2 separate regions of the Homo sapiens genome follow, and region 2 is linked to region 1. A link is an interaction called in ENCODE POLR2A ChIA-PET data of the cell type or tissue named here. Cell type or tissue: K562. All regions are shown on one strand. Each heading gives the region's core, and the rest is flanking DNA. Links, peaks and the distances in the headings are about the cores only.

What was found. Peaks named below come from ENCODE experiments on the same cell type or tissue, not always from the same donor. Only the 100,000 strongest peaks of a DNase experiment are listed, where the experiment ranks them.
Region 2: POLR2A ChIA-PET joins it to region 1 with 7 read pairs; 3 of 35 experiments call an interaction of 5 or more read pairs at or near these places.

Annotation. Positions count from the first base shown.
Region 1 is chr19:17,704,619-17,709,999 of GRCh38, forward strand. No RefSeq gene overlaps it. Among named protein-coding and RNA genes, the nearest start is that of MAP1S, 12 kb to the right of the region's middle. In K562, for the core only: no CTCF peak of the experiment used is centred there; a DNase peak (open chromatin) is centred at 2,263.
Region 2 is chr19:17,480,219-17,485,599 of GRCh38, forward strand. The region is part of intron 1 of SLC27A1 (solute carrier family 27 member 1); the gene reads left to right. Among named protein-coding and RNA genes, the nearest start is that of SLC27A1, 12 kb to the left of the region's middle. RefSeq lists an enhancer at 2,812-3,313. In K562, for the core only: no CTCF peak of the experiment used is centred there; no DNase peak of the experiment used is centred there.

The sequences.
Region 1 (5,381 bases), core at 158-5,157:
CTGAGGCAGGAGAATCACTTGAACCTGGGAGACGGAGGTTGCAGTGAGCCGAGATCACGCCACTGCTCTCCAGCCTGGGGGACAGAGCGAGACTCCGTCCCCCACCAGAAAAAGTCAGGCCAGACGTGGTAGCTCACACTTGTAATCCTAGCACTTTGGGATGCGGAAAGATTGCTTGGGCTCAGGAGTTCAAGACCAGCCTGGGCAACAATAGTGAGACCTCATCTCTACTTTATTTATTTTATTTATTTATTTATTTTCTGAGTCAGAGTCTCGCTCTGTCACCCAGGCTGGAGTGCAATGGCACAACCTTTGGCTCACTGCAACCTCTGCCTCCCAGGTTCAAGTAATTCTCCTGCCTCAGCCTCCCGAGTAGCTGGGATTAAGGCGCCTGCCACTACGCCCAGCTAATTTTTGTATTTTTGGTAGAAATGGGGTTTCACCATATTGGCCAGGCTGGTCTCGAACTCCTGACTTCGTGATCTGCCTGCCTCGGCCTCCCAAAGTGCCGGGATTACAAGCGTGAGCCACCACGCCAGGCCCTCTACTTTAAATATGTATATATTTTTTAAGTCAAAAAAAGCAAGGGCTCCCTCTCAACACTCTTTCTGTGTATCTCACTTATATGTCAACTCTGGAAGTGGGTACCATCATTTCCATTTTACAGATGAGGAAACTGAGGCACAAAGGAGTGAGCTGAGGGCCAGGTGGTGTTATGTCCAATGTAAGTATCCTAAGAGCATGTGAAATGAATTTTTGGTTGGGCCTGGCTTGGAAAGGGGCCAGCACGAACCTTGTCTTCTGCAGCCTCCAGTACCTCCGCTGTCGCCACTGGATCCAGCCATGTCCCTAGACCCGCCCTAGCTCAGGGCTACACCCGGACTCACTCTGATCCTCCAAGTCCTGTTTCCCCACTCTAGACTGGCTGGAGACCTCGTGGACTCACAACCAACCTAAGAGGTTGAAGTAGGGAGGGGAGAGAACACTCACCGTGGGGCCTCTCTTTCCTTTGACCCGTGAGAAAACCATAGACCAGGGATGCCAAGGCATTTGCCCAAACCACCCAGGTAGTAGGAGACATTGCTGGACCCCAACTCAGGGGTTTGACTTCTCATATCTATAGGACCACCATAAGGGGACTGTCAGGCAGGCCTATCTCAGACCCTTGGTGCCCGCAGCTGAAAAGCACTCTGGGGCCCTATGAAAATGCTTTACCGGGCCCGGTGGCTCACGCCTGTAATCCCAGCACTTTGGGAGGCTGAGGTAGGCAGCTCACCTGAGGTTAGGAATTTGAAACCAGCCTGGCCACCATGGCAAAACTCCATCTCTACTGAAAATACAAAAATTAGCTGGGCGTGGTGACATGTACCTGCAATCCCAGCTACTCTGGAGGCTGAGGCAGGAGAATCGCTAGAACCTGGGAGGCGGAGGTTGCAGTGAGCCGAGATGACGCCACTGCACTCCAGCCTAGGGGATAGAGCGAGACTCTGTTTCCAAAAAAAGAAAGAAAAAAAGAAAAAGAGAAAGAAAGAAAGAAAACGCTTGAGACCCAGAGGCCTGTTCACTTTGGCTCCAAAATGCAAAAAGAGAACTGCAAAGTCCAAATGAATCGATGTTTAATTACATTCAGACACAGGATGTCACCTTTATTTGGGTTAAATTCAATGCATCTAGAAACAGCCCCGGGGTTGGTTCACTATCCCTAGGAAGACCTCAGGCAGATTGCTACCAGCTGCCAGAGAGCTACTTGTAGCCAGTAGATTTCCAAAATAAAATGATAAATTACAAGAATTAAGTAATACCAGGTGAGCGCTTAGCATATGCAGGGTTACACCCTCGGGCTGTTTTAACTCTTTTAATCCCCACAGCGACCCTACCAGTTCAATTGATGGCGAAACCAAGGCCCAGGGAGGTCGCACCTCTGGGGAGAGACAGAGCTGAGATTTGAACCCCACCAAGCTTGGTGTCTGTGCCCTTGACTCCTCAACCTCACGTTTTACAATAGGGTCATTAGTAGAAAGGGAGGTGCGGGGACGTTGGTGACCGTTAGACTTGCTGCGGGTCTGGATGTCGACACATGGTGCTGCTTGGGGGCCCAGACGTGAGCAGGAATTGGAAACTGGGTCTGGACCCAGGTTGGTCACCTCCGCCGGGGTAACAACACTGCGCGCCACTTTGGTAGGTCGCATCCAGCTCGGGATCTGGACCACGTGGCTGGGATGCAGCACAGCCCCTGACCACGCCCCTGTGACTGCCGCTGCCTGGACCACGGCTGGCGACCAATGAGAAGGCGCACATCAAAAGCTCCGCCTACAAGGCCGTTCTTGCTTGCTGATTGGCCATTTCAGCTTCCCATCACCTCTCCCATCCTCTGGCCTACAGCCTCCCTGGAATTTTTCCCACACATCTCCCCCGCAGGCCTTTGCACACGCTGTTCCCACAGCCAGAGATACCTTTTCCCCTCTTCTCCGGGATAAACTGCTTTATCCCCCCTTCTCTGCTAAGATGGCCCCTCCTCCAGGAAGCCTTCCCTGACTCCCAAAAGTGAGTGGAGGAGGTCAGCTGCTCTCATCACATTAGTTTTCTTATTTGCCTCCCAAGCAGGCTATAAGCTTCTTAGAAGCCAGGACTGGGTCTCAGATAGCTTTGTCTCTCCATTGCCTCACATAGTAGGTACTCAAGAAACGTATGTCAAATGGAATAATTAATGAATTAATCTGGTCTCAAAGATTGAGGAGCACTGAGCTAGCAGTTAGGAGCTAGGAAATCCTGAAGGCAGGGCTGGGACACCCGCTGCTGGCTTGGCACAGAGTCTAACACACAGTGAGTGCTCAATACATGTGTGTGGAATAGAGGAGGGAAGGGACATGTACATCATCCCTGAGGACGGCCCACAGTATGTGCTTGATGTTGGCTCACTGCACCATTTCATAGTCCCCCACAGCCCCAGGGACCTAAGTCAGTCTTATCACAGTTCCAGCCTGTCCAGTTGGCCACCTCTTTCCCCATTTGCCCCCCATAGCCAGCCCTGAGGATGGTGGCGGGAACATGGTTTCACTCTGTCGCCCAGAGTGGAGTGCAGTGCTGTGATCTCGGGTCACTGCAACCTCCACCTCCGGGGTTCAAGCAATTCTCATGCCTCAGCCTCCCAAGTAGTTGAGACTACAGGTGCGCACCACCACACCTGGCTGATTTTTGTATTTTTAGTAGAGACAGCGTTTCTCATGGTGGCCAGATTGGTCTCGAACTCCTGACCTCAAGTGATCTGCCTGCCTCAACCTCCCAAAGTGCTGGGATTACAGGAGTGAGCCACCACACCCAGCCCAAGCCATATATTTCAAAACAAAAATATTCAGCCGGGCCCGGTGGCTCACACCTGTAGCCCTGGCACTTTAGGAGGCTGAGGCAGTGGATCACAAGGTCAGGGGTTTGAGACCAGCCTGGCCAACATAGTGAAACTCCATCTCTACTAAAAATACAAAAAATCAGCTGAGTGTGGTGGTGGGCTCCTGTAATCCCAGCTATTTGAGAGGCTGAGGCAGGAGAATTGCTTGAACCTGGGAGGCAGAGGTTGCAGTGAGCCGAGATCATGCCACTGCACTCCAGCCCGGGTGACAGTGCGAGACTCCATCTCAAAGAAAAATTATATTTATATATATAATATATATAATATACAATATATAGTATATATACTATATTATATATTATATATAGTATATACGATATAGTATATATACTATATATATCATATATACTATATATAGTATATATACTATATATATCATATATACTATATATAGTATATATACTATATACTATATACACTACAGTATATATTTTATATACTATATATACTATAGTATATATTTTATATAGTATATATACTATAGTATATATTTTATATACTATATATACTATAGTATATATTTTATACAGTATATAAAATATATACTATATAAATTATATATACTATATATTGTATATATTATATATACAATATATAATATACGTATATATAATATATAGTATATAGTATATATAATATATAAATATATAATATATAGTATATAGTATATATAATATATAAATATATAATATATAGTATATAGTATATAAATATATAATATATAGTGTATATATAATATATAAAATATATACTATATAATATATATTATATAACATATAAAATATATACTATATAATATATATTATATAACATATAATACATATTACATATATAACATATAATATATTACATTATGTATAAATATATAATATATATTCACCATCAACTTCCACTCTGTGAGAATCAATTGCAACCACACTCTCTTCTCCCAAGAGACCCCCTGTGGTCCCCTTCAGAGCCCCCAGTTCCTCTACCCAGGGCACCTCCTGCTTTCACCCCTTCTTCCAGCCCATTCATGATCACCTGGAGAGTCTGTATCTGGTTCTGTCTCCCTGAGCCTGGAGGATCCTTGAGGCCAGGCTGGAGTGAGAGTAGCACAGAGGGTTTGGCTGGTGGTAGTGGGGAGGGGGATTGTTGAGTAAATGAATGCATCATCTGACTGGCAAACTCCCACACACTCCTCGAAACCCCAGTTGCAAAGTCTCGTTTTTCAGGATAAGTTCCCTGTCTCCCCAGACATAGTCCCCACTTTCCCAGCTCCTGGCTTCACCCTCTATCCCAGCCCTGACATCACAGAGATGGGGGACATCTGTGTCCAGCTGATCTTCCTCCAGACAGATGTCTCCTTGGGCACCAGGACTGAGACCGCTTGGGTATGCCAGCATCACCCAGCACAGGAAAGTTGTCAGGGAGTGTTTATTGAATGAATGAATGAATGGATGGATCTCTTGCAGGGCCTACAGTCAGTTCCCCTGGGTTCACATCCCAGTCATTGCACAGGTCACTGAATCTGTCCCTTGATGTCTCTGACCCTCACTTTCCAGGCAACTACATGTGTTTACTCGAAGCCCATGCCCCAGGTGGTTGTGAAGATAAACTAACACACAAATCTTGTGACTAAAGGGACGTCAGGCTCCCTGGCATCCCAGAGCAGGAGTGAATTTCACCCAGAACCAGCAGCTCTGTCCTCCCCCTGCCACCCCACAGGTGAATCGCCCCACCACTAGCATCAGCACCCAGAACAGGAATGTTGTCAACACAAGTGCTTAGTGAATGCTGATACATAGGGTTGGCCTGAGGACGAGGCAAGGAGACAAGAAAGGTGGCTATTAAAAATCTAACAACCTGAGCTTGGTACAGTGGCTCATGCCTGTAATCCTAGTGCTTTGGGAGGCCAAGGTGGGAGGATTGCTTGAGCCCAGGAGTTTCAGACCAACCTGGGCAACATAGTGAGACCCTGTCTCTACCAAAAAAA
Region 2 (5,381 bases), core at 268-5,267, 220 kb before region 1:
GGTTTCACCATGTTGGCCGGGCTGGTCTCGAACTCCTGACCTCAAGTGATCTGCTCACCTCGGCCTCCCAAAGTGCACAGATTACAGACATGAGCCACTACACCTGGCCTATTTTTTAAAAATTTTTGAGACATATATTTCTATTGTCATTTCTTTCTCTTTTTTTTTTCATGAAGAAGTTTTACTCTGTCACCCAGGCTCAATTGCAGTGGCATTATCATGGCTCACTGCAACCCTGACCTCCTAGGCCCAAGCGATCCTCCTGTCTCATCCTCCTGAGTAGCTGGGACTATACATGCCACAATGGCCAGTTAATTTTTTTCTTTTTTTTTTTTTTTTTGCAGAGATGAGGTCTCAGTTTGTTGCCCAGGCTGGTTTCAAACTCCTGAGCTCAAGTGATCCTCCCACCTTGACCTTTCAAAGTCCTAGCATTATAGGCGTGAGCCACCGTGTCCACCCAATTTTTTTAAAAATTTTAATTTTAGGCTGCAGGTTGCACGTGCTGGTTTGTTGCATTGGTATATTGTATGATGCTGAGGTTTGGGCTTGTAATCATCCCATTGTCCAGGTAGTGAACAGAATAGAATATCCAATAGGTTATTTTCAGCTGCCCCTTATGGAGTTCCCAGTGTCTGTTGTTCCCATCTTTGCGTCCGTGCGTATTCAATGTTTAGCTCCCACTTATAACGAAAACGTGGTATTTGGATTTCTTTTTTTTTTTTTTGAGATGGAGTTTTGCTCTTGTTGCCCAGCCTGGAGTGCAATGACGCGATCTCGGCTCACCGCAACCTCTGCCTCCCGGGTTCAAGCAATTCTCCTGCTTCAGCCTCCCAAGTGGTTGGGATTACAGGCATGCGCCACCACGCCCGGCCAATTTTGTAATTTTAGTTGAGACAGGGTTTCTCCATGTTGGCCAGGCTGGTCTCGAACTCCCAACCTCAGGTGATCCATCCACCTCAGCCTCCCAAAGTACTGGGATTACAGGCGTGAGCCACTGGGCCCGGCGGTGTTTGGATTTCTGTTTTTGCCTTAATTTGCTCAGGGTCATGGCCTCCAGCTGCATCCACGTTGCTCCAAAGCACATGGTTTAGTTCCTTTTTTTTTTTTTTTTTTTTTGAGACAGAGTCTCAATCTGTCACCCAGGCTGGAGTGCAGTGGCGCAATCTCGGCTCACTGCAACCTCTGCCTCCTGGGTCCAAGTGATTCTCCTGCCTCAGCCTCCTGAGTAGCTGGGATTACAGGCTCATGCCACCACACCTGGCCTCCATTTACATTTTTTAAAAATGATTTTAAAAAATTTCTGAGATAGGGTCTCACTCCCATAACCTAGGCTGGAGTGCAGTGACACAATCTCGGTTCACTGCAGCCTTGACTTCCTGGGCTCAAGCGATCCTCCTGCTTCAGCCTTCTGAGTAGTTGGGACTACAGGCTTGCGCCACTACCCTGGCTAATTTCTGTATTTTTAGTAGAGCTGGGGTTTCACCATGTTGCCCAGGCTGGTCTCGAACTGCTGGGCTCAAGCAATCCTCCCACCTCAGCCTTCCTTCCAAAGTGCTGGGATTACAGGCATGAGCCAGCATGCCTGCACGGCTGATTGACATTTTTTGAAGTTCTCTCCTTAAGGAGGGAACTCTCCAGTTGGAGATGTTAATTTATCAGCAGCCCATGAGCCACCCAGAGAGCAGCAGGACAGGTCCCTGCAGGGAGACCTGGTGGGCCAGAACCTGCCCGGGGCCCCTTAGATCGGGCTGGGGCCACGGGTGGCTGCTCTCTCCCTAGGCCTGCAGGATTGGAACCTGATCTGAGAGTCCCAGATGCCTCTCTTCCTTCGAGATTATTTGTAGCAAGCTCTCTGTGCTCCAGGAGAGCTGGGTCTTGGGCGGTCTCCTCCCCTGCTGCCTCTCTGGTACTAGAATGTAACAGATGCATGCCCTGTCTACCCAGTATAGGGAGGGACAGACCAAGGACACGGTGGTAAATGAGTACATTGCACGTGGCGTTTAAAGACTAGAAGTGCCCGCCGGGCGCAGTGGCTAACGCCTGTAATCCCAGCACTTTGCCGGGGTGAGGCAGGCGGATCACCTGAGGTCAGGAGCTTGAGACCAGCCTGGCCAACATGACGAAACTCCGTCTCTACTAAAAATACAAAAATGGCCAGGTGTGGTGGCTCATGCCTGTAATCCCACCACTTTGGGAGGCCGAGGCGGGTGGATCACGAGGTCAAGAAATGGAGACCATTCTGGCTAACATGGTGAAACCCCGTCTCTACTAAAAATACAAAAATTAGCTGGGCGTGGTAGCATGTGCCTGTAGTCCCAGCTACTTGGGAGGCTGAGGCAGGAGAATTGCTGGAACCCAGGAGGCAAATGTTTCAGTGAGCCGAGATAGCACCACTGCACTCTGGCCTGGACGACAGAGCAAGACTCTGTCTCAAAAAAAAAAAAAAAAAAAAAAAAGGGTGGGGAGAGAATGGAGCGGGAGGAGGGTCTGTATCACCACAGGGTCTTGGCTAGTGTGGGCTTTGCACTCAGTAGGTGCTCACCATTTCAAGAATCAGAGTTCATGCTTCTGCAACTGGCTGCTAGGGAGGGCAGATGCCCTAGGTACTGGACCCAGGGGCATGAAATGAACATTGGTCCACCCTCTATTGACTGAGCACATACTCCAGCAGATGCATAGATGCTAGAGATGCACAGATGCTAGAGATGCACAGATGCACAGATCTCCTGCGTGCTCACAATGCCAATGAATGATGGAGGGAATGAATGAATGAGGGAATGAGTGAAGGAGGGAATGAATGAATGAGGGAATGAGTGAAGGAGGGAATGAATGAGGGAACGAGTGAAGGAGGGAATGAATGAATGAGGGAAGGAGGGAATGAATGAATGAGGGAATGAGGGAATGAATGAACAAAGGAGGGAATGAATGAGTGAAATGAGTGAATGAATGAGGGAGAAATAGACCCATGACCTGGTGGCTCTGCACAAGGCTTTGATGGGGAGAGTGAAGGTGACAGGGAGGGCTCCCAGGGTAGAACAGAGAGCTCCCTGACACCAGCCAGTGCCCCACTGACCAAGTGCGGCCCCATTTTGAGGGAGCTGTGATTGGGGAGCAGTAAGCATGGTGCATGGGCCATGTGGTGCCTGGAAGGTTTCCTGAGGGAGGCAATGAGGCTGCTGGGGGGAGCTCTGTGAGTGGGTGTGTGTGTGGGGGCTGTGCTCAGCTCAGTGAGCTTGTGGGTCATGGTGGGTAGGGAAGTATTGTCACTAGGAGTTCAGCAGCCTGCTCATATCCCAAAAGTAGCCAGAGGGGCCTTCTAGGGGCTTCCAGGGTAAGTGGTTTGACCCATGCAGGAAGTCTCATGAAAACCCTGGACCTTTGTTTTTAGAAATTGCGGATGCTCTCCCCCAACAGACCCCGGCACCCTCCTATCTCCATGGCTTTCATTGTGAACCCCTCCTGGGGCCCATGAGCCTCATGGAGCCGGCCCCTGCCCACCTCAGACTTCATTCCCCTTTCATGTCGCTTTCCCCTAATTCCCCCCACACTGACCTCCACGCTGGTCCTCAACTGTGCCCCATTCCCAGGCCTGTTCCCACCCCAGGGCCTTTGCACTGGCTGCATTCCGGATGTACCCACAGCGACTCCCTTTTGCCTCACCAGGTCCTGCTCAGATGCCGCCTGCCTCTCTCAAGGGCCTCCCCTGCCTCTGCCCTTGGTCCGTGTGACTGACCACATCACCCCTTGCAGTCTTGTCACCATCCAGCACGGCCTGGTATTCAGTCATATACATGGAAGGGGTCTCTCTTCCCAGAGGACTGTGAACCCCAGAGGGTGGGGCCTGGTGGTCTGGATGCTCTGTCCCCAGAGCTGAGAACAGTGCCTAAAGCACAACAGACACTGGTATGCACCAGCTGCCTGAATGAATGAAGGAAGGAGGGAATGAATGAATGAAAGAGGGAGTAAATGATAAATGGAGGGAAAGAATAAAGGAGGGAATGAATGATGGAGGGAATAAATGCATGAAAGAGGTAATAAATGAACAAAGGAGGGAATGAAAGAGTGAAGGAGATAATAAATAAGGATGGAATGAGACCAGATGCGGTGGCCCACGCCTGTAATCCCAGCACATTGGGAGGCCAAGGGAGGACCACCTGAGTCCAGTAGTTCGAGACCAGCCTGGCCAACATGGTGAAACCCTGTCTCTACAAAAAATACAAAAATTTTGCTGGCCCTGGTGACGTGCACCTGTAGTCTCAGCTACTAGGGAGGCTGAGGTGGGAGGATTGCTTGAGCCTGGGAGGTCTGCAGTAAGCCATGATCATGGACTCTAGTCTGGGCGACAGAGTGAGACCCTGTCTCAAAAAAAAAGTACTGAATGAGTGAAGGGGGGAAAGAATGAATGACGGAGGGAGGGAAAGAGTGAGTGAAGTAGGGAATGAGTGAATGAAGATGGAATGAATGATGGAATGAATGAAGGAGAGAATGAGGGAGGGAATGAAAGAGGGAAAGAACGAAGAAGAGCATGAATGAATGACCGAGAGGATGAATGAATATAGGTGCTGAAGTCCACTGTGAACATTTTGGGGGGTGTGAGCAGCCATTGCAGGGATCTGGGGAGGCCTGGGAAAGGCAGGGGAGATCCAAAGGATGGATTTGGTGATTTTGATGCAGAAGCTGGAGGGAGGCAGTGGCCGGGCCAGGCTGAAACAGGGGCAGGTGGGTGGAGCCCCTGCCCTGTGTTGGTCAGGGCTGGGCAGGGCCAGGTACTACAACAAACACACCCCACATTCCAGTGGCTTACCCCAGTACAAGGTTATTGGTTCCCAGAGCCAGGGGCGCAGGGTGGTGGGGCAGGGAGCCAGGAAGGGGTGGGGACCACTCATTTCTCCAGCTTCTCAACCAAGAAAATCTGAATTTCCAGCTTCTGTGATCTAAACTTTTCCTTTCCTTTCCATTTCCTTTTTGTTTCCTTTTTTTTTTTTTTTTTTGATGGAGTCTTGCTCTTTGGCCCAGGCTGGAGTGAATTTGCGTGATCTCGGCTCACTGCAACCTCTGCCTGCTGTGTTTAAGCAATTCTCCTGCCTCAGCCTCCGGAGTAGCTGGGATTACAGGCGCCCACCATCACGCCTGGCTAATTTTTGTATTTTTAGTAGAGACGGGGTTTCACCGTGTTAGCCAGGATGGTCTCAATCTGCTGACCTCATGATCCACCCGCCTCGGCCTCCCAAAGTGCTAGGATTACAGGTGTGAGCCACCACGCCTGGCCTAAAGCATTTCTTGTTTGTTTGTTTGTTTGTTTGTTTGTTTGTTTTTAAAGTTCATTCTTGGCTGGGCATGGTGGCTCACACCTGTAATTCCAATACTTTGGGAGGCCAGGG